Linked DNA regions of Mus musculus: region 2 is linked to region 1. A link is a contact called in ENCODE Hi-C or POLR2A ChIA-PET data. All regions are on one chromosome and are shown on one strand. Each heading gives the region's core, a stretch centred on a gene start or an enhancer-like site at or near the end of the contact. The rest is flanking DNA. Distances are from core to core; before and after follow the strand shown. Region 1 overlaps Efna5 (ephrin A5). Region 2 holds the start of Efna5 (ephrin A5).

Evidence for each region. Hi-C counts contacts between places; a loop is a spot of excess contacts on that map. ChIA-PET counts read pairs that join two places held with the same protein, here RNA polymerase II (POLR2A).
Region 2: a map of heart shows a loop between it and region 1 (4-fold over the local background). The contact joins the promoter of Efna5 here to the enhancer-like site in region 1. A Hi-C loop is called at or near these places in 6 of 37 maps with a recorded cell type or tissue (heart and v-Abl transformed pro-B cells). POLR2A ChIA-PET finds 5 or more read pairs at or near these places in 2 of 5 experiments (Patski and embryonic stem cell).

Annotation. Positions count from the first base shown.
Region 1 is chr17:62,780,560-62,787,994 of GRCm38, reverse strand. The region is part of intron 1 of Efna5 (ephrin A5); the gene reads left to right. It overlaps Gm52303 (a long non-coding RNA gene), which reads right to left. Exons shown (of 2, transcript XR_003952355.1): 1 at 3,653-7,435. It overlaps Gm46583 (a long non-coding RNA gene), which reads left to right. Exons shown (of 2, transcript XR_001782160.2): 2 at 1-7,435. Among named protein-coding and RNA genes, the nearest start is that of Gm52303, 6.0 kb to the right of the region's middle. Within about 2 kb of position 4,899, at least 1 of the 3 ENCODE cell types and tissues checked has a DNase peak (open chromatin) inside an H3K27ac peak, as active enhancers do; it is heart, where a contact is called at or near this core.
Region 2 is chr17:62,877,659-62,885,093 of GRCm38, reverse strand. Efna5 (ephrin A5) reads left to right here and starts at 3,777. Exons shown (of 5, transcript NM_207654.2): 1 at 3,777-4,088. The coding sequence starts at 3,964.

The sequences.
Region 1 (7,435 bases), core at 3,650-6,149:
TGCTTAAAGTAATTATGATAATGGTAATGGAAGAGATATTTCTGTGAGTACACAGTAGTGAGACTACAAGACAAGAAAATAGCCATTTGGAAGAACTCAGTTTTGAACTCTGCCAATGTGTTTAGAGAACTGTGTGCTTTGCCTAGATGAGATCTGGGCTGTCACCATTAATGGCATCCTTGGGTGAGTGTTTTATACGACCATTAAATTACTGTTTGTCCAGCATTTCCTCCTTTAGGAAATGAAGTGGTGTGCAGAAAATAAATTAAATAAATCCTCTCCCCTCCTTTTTATGGCCTTTGTGGTTTCCACAAAAACTTTTATTTCTGGGGACCTCAAAGTATATTTGCTGTTGGCAAATGTTAATGTTCTCTTACCTAAGTGATTTTAGAAGCTAATGGAAACCCGTTCTGTTAAACAGATAGAAGGACCTGTAATCTCTTCCCTCTTAGTATCTGCAGTAGTTTCTAAAGTTTTCATTTCCTGGGAGGATGGATGCAGACTTCTTGGAAAGAGGGACCTTATTCTGCCCGATTTGTTTTTACTGTGCATGGTGTTTCTGCAGTAGTTTATTTTGTAGCTTTCAGGATTATCAGCTGTCCAGACTATCTTGTCAGCAAAGAAAAAAATAGAAGAAATTCCAGACAAAGCCTCCCCATTTTCCATTTTCATCTGTGAAGAGTTTGGTAGACATATTAAGAAGTAACAAAGAATATCTAAGCAGCCCTGTACTAATTGGTGCTGCAACAATGTTTTTAATGGGTTCCCGTGGTTCTTAGAGAGGAGGTCCTTCATGCGGATACCCTGTATCCCCGTGGCCACAGAGGAATCCAAGCATCAGGGAGGGTATCCACTTAACCTGCTTGGGTCAGTCTGTTTATCAATATGCTATTTCCCTAATTATTCAAAGATTCCGTCCTGTGTGATATGGGAAGAATGTTTTATTTTTTCCTTCATGTTAAGAACTGGTTTTCATCTCTCAGATCTCTTTGATTATCCACCTGTTATGTTTCTTCCTTCAGAAGAAAACTAAAGAAAAGTTCAATTATATTATTTTGCATTACACTGGAAGATCGAGTGTAAAGGGGGACATTGTGTGATGTCAGGAAATGGTTCTTCATGTTAGCGGAGTAATTGCCCTCTGCTGTGGCTTTGTACCCCGGGATACAGGGTGCCCTTCAACGCCCTCAGTGATGATGGGCATAAAACAAATTGCGAGCGGTGTGTGTAGTGAATGTAGTGTGACTGCATTTTTTAATGTGTAAGTAGGCTTAGGTTTTTATCCTCCTTATCTTAAGCCCCCGTCAAGATCAAACTCACTCGAGCATTCACATCCACAATTGAATCTCACCAGCTTTTTTTCTTTAAGTTAACATCAGTTCAAACTCTCCCTACTGCTTCTGTCAATAGATCTTTTAAAGGCAGGCATTAGAGTTAAGTTTGCCTTTAGTGTTTTCCCCCCACACTGCATAACGTTGAGCCCAAGGGCTTCTTTTAATAGGCATTAGTTAAGGCCTAGAATTGGGTAGACATTTGTGAAGGAGACTTGAAGTTTGGAACAGAATTGGTCTTTATAGCTTTTCCATGGGGGGAAATCTTCTTAGGAGAATAAAGGCTGCCTGCTAATCTGCTACCATCTGGAGAATGAAGAAGCCAGAGGTTGTTGGCACCAGGTCACATCCCTTATGTAAACTGTCAAATTCTTTTCATATTAATGGCATATTGAGTTTAATCTGAGGGGTATCAGACAGAGCTTATTTATTGATACTCTCTCTCTCTCTCTCTCTCTCTCTCTCTCTCTCTCCTCTTGCTGACATAGTTTCTAAGTATTGTTACAATATGAGAGTATTGTAACACAGTGTAGCTTAAAAAAAAAAAAACCAGAACAAGGTTGGCTTCCTGAGAGATGGCGGACTTCCCTTGTGCTAGCACATGGCTTACTGTTGTGATGTTTGCAGAGGTGAATAACCTTCTCCACGGCTTGTCCAGCTGATAGCCACTGTACTTACCCCACATTTGAAATAAAGAGAGGCTGATTCTGGCTTTCCTAGAGAATGCATGTGTGAACATGGATGTGCAGTTTGGAGCCTTTGGACACGTGGAGCAACTGAAGTCATCCCAAGTCTTATGGGGGTCATCTACTGTCTAAGTGGTAACCAGTAAAAGTTCTTTGCATTTGAACATAATTATGAGAACCTCTGGCTTCCTGTAGACACAGGGTCAGGTAAACTACAGGTGTCTTGATAACTCTATTCAGAGAAGAATTATTCCCCAAACGGGTACAGATTGATCGGGTTCATTGTAAAATTGCTCAGTTCCCCCCTCTTATAAATAAAAATCAGCCCACATTGTCATTCTCACAGCTTTTGGTAGGTAAACATTTCCCTCATCAAGCTATTCCTGGGGATGCCTGCCTACAGGACCAGCTAAGGCAAGAGGTGAATAAAATACACTCTTGAATTAAATATTGTCCCACATCGGACATGGGGACAAAAACACACCTGACGGTCAGCAAGCGTTCTTCGAACTAGCACATACAAGGATAACTATAAACTGTTTCATTTGGGTAGTCTTCCACTTGCAGAAGAAACACAAAGAACTGAAAACTAAAAATTTCAGCAAACTGGATCCAATAAAGAGCAAACAACCCGTTTCGATGTATGGCAGTGTCTTTAAAATTCAGAAATAAGGGATCCCCCCCCCACCCCCCCCACCCCCGGTCCTGTATTCCATGGGCGTTTCTTCTTACCCCTTGGTTTCGTATGTAAACTAGAAAATGAAAACCAGACCCAGTGACCCAAAGGGGATGAAGCATGTTTGTTTTGTCTATTATATTTCTCTGCTCACGCCTAGATGCCTTGCATCCCTGTCCCCCGTGTTTGAAGTCGAGAGCTGGGAACAGACATGAGATTGAGGTCCCAGGGGGAAGCCAAGTTCAGCCTGAGCTGGTGAACTCTCGGAGACTAAGGGCATATAACTCCGAGCTAAAGACGCTCAAGTATGACGTTTCTGTCAGGAGTGCAGAGACCCGTGTGCCTCCACAAACAGGTTTTCTTTGTGGTAGTCTGAACCAGCTGAGCGCCGTGGCAATTTTCCTTGAGTAACTAGTTCCAATGGACGACAGCGAGTTTAAACACGAGCCCCAGATTACAAAGTGTTTTCTGCCCAAAGTGTTTTGCTGGAATTTTTTTTGGGGGGGGGGAGACGACGGGGGGGGGTAGTGTGCCAATATTGTGAAACATTAGCAGGGTTTTGTAAGAGGCCAAACATAGGACAAAATAGGTGAGAGGGGAAAGCGGAGACACTGGAAGAGCAGCTCATGAAAAAATGTCTGTGCACCTAGTAGCTCGCAAAGAAATAGGGGGTAAGTGGGGGATGGCGTGGGAACACAAGGCTGATTTTAGGTCACTCGCTGGCAAGGTGTTCTGTCTACTGTTCGAATGGGTTTTAATCCTAGGCTGCTGTGTCATGTGCTTGGGACCTTAAGTAATTACTATTAAGAATGTCACAATAAACCGGAGCCATTAGAAGGATAGTGGAGATTTAGTCCCATAGTCAAGCGCTATAAACATGTGAGTGTAATTTAGGAATCCTTTCTGCGGCTGGGCCCCATAAAATGGCCTCTTTCCTCCCTGGCTTTCCAACGTCTCACCTGCAAAGCAGTAATCAGCGTAGTCATTCTTTCCAGCCGCCTTGTAATTTATCTGACTGCAGAGAACCGTGACGGAGGTAGATTGTGGTTGGGGCGGTGACCCGCACCTTTTGCTCTTTTTGTGTGCTTTGCGAGGGACTCGCCCATCTAACCCTGCCGGATTCTCTGTGCTGTGCAAGCAATTCTGCCTTCTCTGGAGAGAGACCAAGAGGCGGAGTTCAGAGTGGCGGCCAGCAGGGGGCGCCCTTGCCAGATAAGAACAGTTTTTTTTTTTTTTTTCTTCCCCCAATACCAACATAGCACAAACATCACACAGTCGCTATCCTGTCCTTTTAAATTAATTTGGCTCAAGATTGGCCCCCAGAAACATTTTGCTTTGTGTTCCCAGCTCCCGGGCCACACCTGTCTGACAAGTTCTTCCACATCACTGTTTCCAGCTTCCATCACCTTAGCTGCCAAATGGTCACCTTTTACTTAGAAACTGGAGAGTGGTTTTTTTTCTCTCTTTCTATATCACAGGTCAAGCTGAAGGGCACAGTCACCTGCAGGGAATGGGACCAAGTATGTTCACTGAGCATTTTGCTGTTTTACATGAGCTCACCAAGAAAGAATGTCTCTACGAGGGAAGGAAAAACCTGTTTCCTTAGAGTGGCCCACAGCTTGTTTTCTCTTGTCAGGGTGATAGCTCTTTGGTTCCTGCCAGTGGGTATACACTGGGAAAGGTGGGAAAAGATCCTGAAAATTCCAGGGGTGGGCGATTCTTCTAGCTGGGAGGACAGTGTCTGATTCCTAAGGGTGACTCAGTACAGTAATTCTGACAGTCTAAACAGCACGCACACACACAAATACATGAGTGTGAATGTGTGGTAGATGACAGTCTATCAGGGTGGTGACTAGAGGAAGCATTTTGTTTCTTAAAAGCTTGGCTTCCATGAACTTGGTGCTGGACCTTTATTGGATAAAGTCCTCCCACCCAGCCAGACAGCCAGACGTCTGCACAGGAAGAGTTCCCAGTGCACACCAGGGCCTGTTACCACAATCTAATGCTTTATCGGGAGAGCCTTTTCTCGACTGCCCGAGCCACTAGGATCCTGTGCCCTCTGCTCTGCTGGAGGACGAGCTGCCCTGACACTAGAACGACTGCCACTCTGGCTGAGGTGAGGTGGAGGGCAGAACCTGCAGCAGGGGATGCTGTACTCTGCTTCAGGCTCTGAGCCCTCCTCTGCTCCCCATCCTCTGAGGCTGGCTCCAGTTTTCAGCTAGTCCTCAGGCAGCCGTGATTCGCAAATCACTGCTTCCTGTTACACATTCTAAAAGGGAAAGAACACAAGGACCTTGAGAGCAGGTACTTAGCGCCGAGGCAGCAAGGTGAACTCATTGAGTCTCGGGTAGCTTTCAGGAGTCTGTGCGCAGTGAGTTTGTTCAGATGTTTAGTAGTTGGCAGTTATTTGAGGACATGACGTTTTCTTGCTTTTCAGCCCCTTGCAAGTCTTTAACCATTTCAGCTATCTAAAGAGAGAGTCACAACTCCTTTATCTGTTGGTTCTAGTTTGCTCATGTAAATGGCCTGGTTAAGGTAGTCACACATGTGCAAAATAAGGCCTCAGAATTAGTTTACTAAAAAAAAAAAAAAAAAAGAATGGCATTTATTTTCTGTCCCGGCACCCTGCTACTAACAGAGTCATTTAATGCCTGCTTCTCAAGCTCTTCTTCATTTTAGAAGTCATCTTTAGATGATGTCTTTCCCTAAGCCTCATTGTTCATGAGTTATATTGTGAATCCATTTGGACACTGACCAGGAACTTGGTATAATTGCTCACACACAAGTAAAAGCTTTCTCTGTGTATTAATTAGTTGATATAAGGGATTAAGATGGTTACAGGAAAGGCCTTGCTGCTTCCCCGGGAATAGTTAGGCCAGGTGGGTGCCAAGGCTTTGTCCGATCCCATTTGCTCAGCAGGTTCCCTTGATGAAGGCACAGAACATGTACAGCAGCGGGACTCCATGAGGCAGGAAAACACAGGGTCTTTTGGATTCACTGTTTCTGTTGATATGAAATGTGGAGTATTAATCAAGACTAATTACAAGCACTGAGTTTAGAACAAACTGGAGGGCAGCTCAGGGCATGGTTATATCTGTAATCATGGGCTGTAAGGTACCAGGATAATTACTAGAAATTAGAGGTCCTTCAGTTTTGGGTCTTCTCAAAAATACAGGAAGAGTTTCTCTCCCCTACCAGGAGCTGGGCCTCTGCTCTGAACTTGTGTTAAACAGATACAACATCTTTGAAATATGCCTTACACACACTGTGTCAAAATTTAGAAGTTATAGAAAGAATCCAGATAGTTCTAGCCTATCCTTCTCCTCTTTTGAACTTGAAATAAAAGTTGGAATATATTTGGTTGGGGTAGAATTTAATAGTTCAGTGCCCTTTACTCAAAGACTGTTTCGTGGAATATTATATTTTTTTAAAAAGAAAATATCTACAGTCTTTTATATGAATAAGTTTACCATCACGTCTTTTATTTGAAAAACAGTAGTGTGTAATTGTTTCACAGTGTGGGTTTCAGACTGTAGCTGCCATTTCTGTGGTGGCCCCTGTGTTTTTAGAGGAACCTCCACATGCCTTTAATCCCAACACTTGGGAGGCAGAGGCAGAGGCAGAGGCAGAGGCAGAGGCAGAGGCAGAGGCAGAGGCAGAGGCAGAGGCAGAGGCAGAGGCAGAGGCAGAGGCAGAGGCAGGCAGATTTCTGAGTTCAAGGCCAGCCTTGGTCTACAGAGTGAGTTCCAGGACAGCCAGGGCTACACAGAGAAACACTGTCTCGAAAAACCAAAAAAAAAAAAAAAAAAAAAAAAATAATAATAGTAAGAGGAGCCTTCTAAAAAGCCACCTGCAAGAAGAGGAAGTAAGGGGGTGGGGAGAGAAGAGAAGGGGAGGGAAGGGGTTCATCTCAAGTGTAGGAAGCTCCGCAGCCAGGTTGCCTGCAGTCTGTTGCAGGTCTGTGTAGGTCTGTGTAGGTCTGCAGTCCGTCCTAACCGCACTAATGTCTGTGCTTAGAGAAGAAGCACAAAACTCTTGGCCCTGGCCCCACTTCTGCCCTCAAGGACAGGACCCCTGGCTCTTGTGGCTGTCGTCTTGTGTTCACGACAGCTGCTGTCTAATTTGCCAGGAGGTTTTTATGAGAAGTTCTTAAAGGAAATGTCATTTCTGTTAACTTCAATGGAGTTGGCTTTGGCTGTGAGCAGTCGGAGCTCTGACTTATATGTGCACTTGGGCCCAGACTGGCATTAAGTGGATGAGCAGAGACTTAAAGGTACATATGTACCACCCTCATGCTGGCACGAAACACAGTGGCATGCTTTATGAGTGTGTGTGTGTGCGTGTGTGTGTGTGTGTGTGTGTGTGTGTGTGTGTGCACACGCACATGTGCTCATGCTTAAGCTTAGAGAAAGGACTAGGTCAGTAGGCTGCAGGGAATTGTGGGAGAACTAGCAATTTTTATGACATCCTCTTTTGTCTTGACATGTCTAGAAACAGGTGGATTTATAAGAACACAGAGGGCTTATACTAATTTTATAAAAGTGAAGGGCTTTACATCTAAGATACACTCAATTTGTTTACTTGCGTGTGCGTTTGCTTGCTTGTTATTTGTGGTGCTGCAGGTTGAGCCCAGGTTCTTGAACTTGCTGTGTAAGTATACCATTTCTTCACTAGGCTCCAAGCCTGTATGGTTGAATTTTACCTACTTCGGAAGTAGCTGATTTCAGCCTCACACAGACTCG
Region 2 (7,435 bases), core at 2,528-5,027, 98 kb before region 1:
ATTATTTCTTTTTTTTTGTCTGCCCCTTTTCAACTGTGGTGTCTTAGGAAGCCAGCTGGCTCCGTCCCTGATACCTGATAGCTCTTTGAGACTCTTTCTGAGTTTCAGCATTTTCCTCAAGACAGAAGTCTTGAATTCCCTCCTTCCTAAAGATACACATAACCTTTTAAAGGGTTCAGAATATTTCCTGCAGAAATATTCTCATGTGCCTTTGTCACATGAGTGCCTATTACAGTTACCATCAAAAAGGCTGGGAAAGAAATCTATCCTTCCACAGCAGAGAGAAAAAAAAAAAAAAAAAAAAAAAAAAAGCATACCCTGAACTTGTTCACCAGCCAGAGGGACAGCAGCATTTTAAATGAAAACCCAAATTGATTTTAATAGTAAAAATCTTATCGTCTTGTTTCTTTAAGGTGTATCCCTCCTTTCTTGACGTTGGAAATTTGGTGAAAGAAGCAGAGGAGAGCTTAAGCGAATAGAATAGTCTCAATTTAAACTCTTATAAATTAGTCTATCAGTTGGTCAGTCATGCAGTCTAACGATAACGGTTGTAATTTACGTCTGGTCACTCAACATGGACGTTCCTTCAGGATAATTAGGGAAAATCTCCATCACGTCCAGTAACGCCCAGCCTGTGGGAACTGCTTCTTTCCTCTCATGTCTTCACTCATCCTGACCTTAGATTTTCCATCAGGCTCAGCGTGGGCTGAGGCTGCCGTCAATGCCCCTGCTGGGTGCGGACTGCAGGCCGACCACTGGAGGGCGTCTGGACGCTTCCAAATTTCTCCGAAGCGCCTGGAAACCCCAGGCCGAGCTTTGGAAAACGCAGGATGGAGAATTTGATATTTAATTTTATTCGTCTAATATGTAAAAGGGAAAAGACGCAGTGTTGAGAGGATGGAAAGAAAGGTAAACGGCTTTCTTTTTTGGGTTCGGCCTTCTTACCAGGCTGTATACACTAGAGAACAAAATAAAAAGTCTGGGATGCAGGTCTCAGCAGCATCGGGTATGGGGCTCGATGCCAGGGCGCAGGACCACAGGGGACCCGTCCCGAGGCGCCAGGACTCCTCGCTCCCAGGAGATCCGGCTTAGCTGGCCTCAAAGGATCTGGGCCCTGCAACCTCCTGACCAGCCCAGGAATGCACGGCCTTTTTTCAGCAATAAAGGCGTTTTCCCTCCCTCTCACTATTTCCCTCCCTTTTCTTCTCAAACCGAGTTTAGTTCAAGATATTTATGTGGGGTGTGCGTGTGCGTAGCGAACCAGCCCCAGGATCCGCGTGGAAAAGGTGTAAAGTACTGACGGGCTCGCGCGCTGCGTTTTTCTCCTTCCAGCTGAAGGTTCACCCTGAATTGTAATCACTTTAAACTGAGATTTTTTTTTTCTCCGACTTTTCAAAACCTGCTTTCAGAGAATCACTTTAAAGAAAAGTCCCATTTCCTGCCCCCAAGCCTTTAAATCTCGGGTAGAAAGAGAGGGTTGAAAGGCACAAGAGAGATGCTCAGATTTCCAGATGACCCTGCGCGGCGTGTGCGGCGTGAAGAACCGAGCGGAGGTTTACACGAACTCCGATTTACTTAGGGCTGCCCTAGCCAGTCAGCGCAGACTTCACGTCACCTGAGCGGTCCCCGAAGCAATTTTCGGCTCCCCTTTTGGAGTGGGAGCCAGTTTCTTTTCAATCGAAAGACCCTACTCCCAAGTAAAAAAAAAAAAAAAAAAAAAAAAAAAGATGCCAAATCACTCTGAGTCCAGACGCACTTCAGCAACCAAAGGGTTACTCGTGCTGCCGGGCTGGGCCGCGGAGAGGGTGCCTCGGCACTCTCAGTAATTCAATTAGTCAGGTTTCAGGAAGGTGGGGCGGGGGTGGGGGTGGAGGCGTGGGGAGGGAGGAGATGAGGAAAACGCCTCTTTCTCCCGGAGCAAACCAATCCGGTTAGAGAAAAGAGAGGGGAAAAAAAAAAAAACCGATCTGTAAGCAAACAGCAGGCCTCTCCCTGACTGGTTACTCCAATCACCCCCCACCCTCCAAGTAAACTGCATGGAGGGAGGGGGAGTGGGGAGGGGAGCAGCCCACATGACCTGGGCCGCGGAGGCAGCAGCGCCGGCGGCGCCTCCCCCTGCTCGGTCCGGAGCTCACCCCCCACGCTCGCGCCGCCTGCCAACCCAGCGCCCCGCGCAACACGCCCGGGCGGAGCCCCCCTCCCGCTGGCCCACGTCCACGTCCACGCGCGCGGGCTCGCGTGGTGCCGAGGCTGCTGCCGCCTGGGCCGCCGCGGCAGTCGGCTTTACACGCAGGTCATTAACGAGGGGGCGTGCCCGAGGAGATTTTTTTTCCCATAAAGCATTTTTTCTCTCCTTTTCTTTTTTTTTTTTTTTCCCTCCTCTTTTGCAAAACTGACTTTTCCCCTCCTTTCTACTTCTCGCCAGTCTTCCCAACCTCTCCAGGCTGCTCGCGCCGCTGCACTCAAGTTTATTTTCCCGCCTGGGCAGAGGTTTTAGGATTCGGTCGGTGGCTTTCACCTCTCGTTACTGCTGTGCCTAAGGAGGGAAGGAGGAGGCAGCTCCGGATCGGGAAGGTTTTCTGATGTAGTCATCGGGGAGGTGCCAGCAGCTCGCGTGTGCTCCCTCTCCCTTTTTCCCTCCCGGTTTCAAACTGATTGATGAATCTCTACAAGTTGCTGGGGTTGGGGCCGGAGAGGTCCGAGTCCCAGGGACACTTCTGAGAGCTCCCCCCCGGGGCTCTGGGCACGCCGTGCGGGGGTTCAGCCTCTCTCCCGGAAGGCGAACGGAGACTGTCATCAGCCCATCCCGGACTTGGAGGGCTCCATCCGAAAGTGATTGTTTCCCCTCTCGCTTCTCAGCCCGGCAGTTGGCTTGGCGTCGCCCTGCAGGTTTGGGCATCCCGGCCCCGCCTGGCTGGCTGGTTCACAACCTCTGCTCTTCATTCACTCCGCGGCACCCACACCCGGCCAAGACAAGCTAGCAGGAGAAATCCCCGACTCAGCCAGCGCCCGGGGGTGCCATCTCGCTCTGCCTCTGCGGTCGGACTCCTTTGGGGACCTGCTGGAAGACGTGAAGAGCCAAACTTTTCTTGGAGCCTTTTCCGAAGCAAGACCCGCTCCTCCTCTCCTCGCCTGAGCGCTCGGCTGCGGCTTTGGGCAGTTCCAGGACTCCGGCAGAGCCGGGCTTGCGGATCCAGATCGCCACTCTTCTCTGCGCACCTCCGGGTACCGCAGTCCACAGGACTCCTGCGAGCCTTGCGGGGGGTCGCCTGGCCAAGGCACAGAAGGGAGGCTCCGGACTGCTTCCAGCCTCCTGGGGACACCAGTGTGAGGACGCCCCCCCCCCCGCCCCCCTCCACACAGCGCCCTCCTCCTGCAGTTTCTCTCCGGCCGCCAAAGTAACTTGGAACAAAGCGGGGCGCACGGTGAGGGCCCAGCGCGGCGGAGGAAGCCCGTGCAGACCGCGGCGCCGACACTGAGCCGGGCCCGGCGGGCCGGTGTATGTCTCCCCGCAGCCGCGGCGCTCAACTCCCCGTGACTGTGCAGCGCGCGCCGCCGCCTGCCCCGACCCGCGCTGCCGCCGCCCGGCCCCGCACGCACCTCCCTCTCCCGGGGTGACCGGCTTGCAGCCGCCGCCCGAGACACAGCTCCGCACCCCTACCCCCGCCCTCGCCGCCGCCACCGCACACACGCACGCGTCTCTCCGTCTTGTGATTCTTCTCCCCTCCCGAGCCCTTCAGTGGGGGTGCGAGTTTGTCCCCCCGCCCCAGCCACTGCCTCCTTCTTCTCTCTCTCCTCTTCCTCTTCCTCCCGCGCTCGCCGCGCGCCTCTCGCCCCTTCATCGTATTTATTCCTATTTATTTGGCGTCCGCTCTCTTCGTCTGCCCCTCTCCCTCCCTCCCCCTGGATCCCCGATCTCTCCCCGGAGTGGCGCGTCGGGGGCTCCGCCGCTGGCTAGGCGTGATGTTGCACGTGGAGATGTTGACGCTGCTCTTTCTGGTGCTCTGGATGTGTGTGTTCAGCCAGGACCCGGGCTCCAAAGTCGTCGCCGACCGCTACGCCGTCTACTGGAACAGCAGCAACCCCAGGTAAGGTGGCCGGGGCGGGGGCGCCAAAAGCTCGGGCTCCGCGGGCCTGGGCCGGGAGCAGGGGACACGGCGGCCGGGAGCGGCGCGCACCAGCCGCAGGCAGCGCGCGCCCTCGGAGCCTGCGTCGCCAGACGCCGCTGGCCGCCCGGCGCCGGCGGGAAGCGCTCGCTCCGCGCCGCTCTTTGTTAAGCCAGGGCGGCAGGGCCGGCGGCTGCTAGCAATCCCCAGGGCTGCGCGGAGCCGCTGCCTCCGACCGGGTGCGGGGAAGACACGGGAATGGGCGGGAGCCCCGGACCCGGGCCATCGCTTCCCAGTCGGGGAGATTGGCCCGCACCTCCGGATCCCGGCTTAGAGCTTGGGTGCTGGTAGCCTCGGGTGCGTACTGCCAAGAGGTCCTCCCTGGAGCCTGGGGGGCGCGGGGCTGAGGCCGGGATCCTGATAGATAGCATCAAAGTTTTCTTTTTTTTTTAATTTTAAAATTTTTACTTAAACATAATGCCTTCTTTTACCTCCTTGCGCGCATAGAGAGAGCGCGTACCGGTTAGAGGGAAGCAAAGGGGGGTTGGAGGGATGGGTGAGTGGAAAGCGGAAGCTTTAGGGTTTAATGTTCTTTTTAACTGCGAGATAACTGTTAGGTGACCCCCCCCCCCCCCACACACACACCGCCAAGTCGGTCTAGGCCCATCGCGCTTGGCCCTGGAAAGGATTCTCCCAGCTCGGGCACCCTCCTTTCCCCCCCAGTGGGCTTAAGGTGCCAGAAAGTTTGATCGAATGCCGGGTTACGTCACGAGTGCAGAGCGAGCCGCTGGAGTTGGCAAGCCGGAAGGTGGGAGCCTTCGCCCCGGGGCCTGGCGCTGTGCAGCTGGAGGGACGCGCGTGGTTACCTGCGACAGCGTCTAGGCGACCCCAAAGCCTGCGGGCTTGGCGGGAGGCTGGAAGCGGGCGCCGGGGACTTCCTTAGCGCACGCTCTGGGCCCTAGCTTGCCGCAGCCACCCTGCGATCCTGGACCCCGGAGAGGGGAGGAGGGTCGTCCACAGCACCAGGCAGACCCTTTCTGGTCCGGGCTGCTCCCAAACCTTACTTTCTCCCGGATCTGGACCCAGCAGTCGGTCCCGCTGGGCCCACATCGCTCTGCTTTCAGCTGTGGGCTGGTAGTATTGGTGTGTTGTTCTGGGAGGGAGGCAGTGTCGCTTGTACCTAGGATCACAGGTTTTTCTCTGGGCTGAAGTGGAAGTTGTGAGGAAAGAGGCGGGAGACCGAGGACTGAGCCTGTGGTTGTGGCGCATCTAAAGCTCTAGGCGAGGGGGCCGGCGGACGCCTACAATTCAGTTTCCCACCAGCCCTTTCTAGCGCCTCCAGCTTTCCCTCTGTTATGAATTCAGAGGTTTTCCCGGTTGTCAAGGGTCAGCTGGGATGAAGAGCTGATTTCTCCAGGAACGCTCATGATTGCCCATCCTAGGGAGAAATCGCCCCACCCTGTTACTCCGGCCGGCCCAGTCACACCCAGGTAGCCTAAAGTGCTTGCCTAGCTCATCCTTGAAAGTTTGCGTTTTTTAATAAAAAGGGTGTCGTGGGGGTGGGAATTAGAATGGGAAGCTATTTCCTCTTTGACACGCCACTAGCCACTATTAGGAAAAGAGAAAGAGATGACGCTCTGCCAGAGAATATGCCTTTTATTAAAGCTGACAAGACAAATAGAACAAGCTTTCCATTTGCAATGGTGTTAAAAGCAAGTCTAATTACGTTGCTTGGGGTAGGCACCTTTGGACTTTACTGGGGCAGCATGCATGGAACATCAGTTTGTATTTTTAAACTTAAATGATTTATCCAATAAGGTAGAGCCAGTTATTTGAATTTGGGACATTTTGCTCTTGTTGGTCACTCAAAAATAATTAAGTGGAATCTTTCTGTCCTGGTATTCATTCATTAGAACGGTGGCTGTCTCAGTTTGTCTTAGATTTAAGCAGAAGGAAGTATCAGCTAGACCCCTCTTCACCTGTCAAGCTAGGCTCAGGAAGTTCCCGGACATTTTATTTCAGTTTTATGCTTTTGCTACCGTTGTTTGGTTTGAGATTAGCAAATTGATTTTTGTCATAGGTCATGTTTTTTAATAGATCTGCCCTTCCTAAAGAAAACTCTTTCTCTCAGGATGCCATTGTAGCTTTGAACCTGCTCAGTTATAATCTGTAGACTTTAAAAAAAGACCAAGAATAGTCTTAAAGCAGCATGTTAATTTGAAGTCTGTGAAAATAACTTACTATTTGGCCATGAGCAGTTTGATGGCATCCCAAAGAAAGAATCGGGGACCTTTCTAAGATACAATATTTAATATTCTTACCGATTTATGTAGGCCTTTTATCGTGGTATGCTGTTGCATTAAAACTTACTTTAAAAAGTAGGTAGTGATAAGTAGTTTTAATGCAGATTCATTAACTGAAATGTAATTTTTTTGGCAAGCCTTTTTAGCTGCTGAGCCATGTCTTCAGCCCCGAAATGTATTATTCTTTTTTATACATCAGGAAAAGTCAGTTTTAATGTAACCAAAAGGGGCAAATGCAAAATAAGTAATTTCAAAGTTGCCGAGATAACAAACAATTCCGTAGAACTTGTGTGGGATTATTTAGTATTAAAAATTAGATGAACATTTTCATAGACATCATGGTTTTGTAATGTTAGACCTGACTTTTGACCTTCTATAAAATGTATCAAGATTTTTGCTAAGTTAATAAAGTAATAAACAGACTTCAGTCTCTGGAAAATAAGTAGGCAATATCACATTCAACTTAAATCTTTTTTATTATTTTTTTTTAACTTAGAAGCTTAGTGGACACACTAAACTGATAAGAATGGATCGTTTCTGTCCACAAAGTGAATGGAGTAGATTCTGCTTGAAATTGTGCTTCAATTTCAATTTAGGTTGAAATAAAATCAAATATATCTTGGTCATCATCTTTAGGCCGTTCATTCTGTACAAGTTCTTGAAGTCACTTCTGTGGCAGAAGGAATTTTGTCTACTGTATGGTGCTATCTTTACAGACTTGGTGTTGAGGCCCTAAGTATCTATAAGTCGTTATTTCAAGAAAATATAAACTCATGTTCTATCCAAATAGGGTTCCAGGTAGAGCCTGTCTCCTCGCTTGTCACTCCTGGGCAATGAATATTGCCCTTTTAACTGTTGCTAAGTATTGTTGCCTGGGTTTATTAACAGTGAACCCAGTTGATTTCTACGCATCAAATTGGTCCAAATCTGCGAAAAAGCGACTGAGAACGTATTGCTGTAAATAGGATTGCGACATCACTTTTGCCAAAACGCATCCTTCACCATTCTCTAATTCGAAGGCTGCTG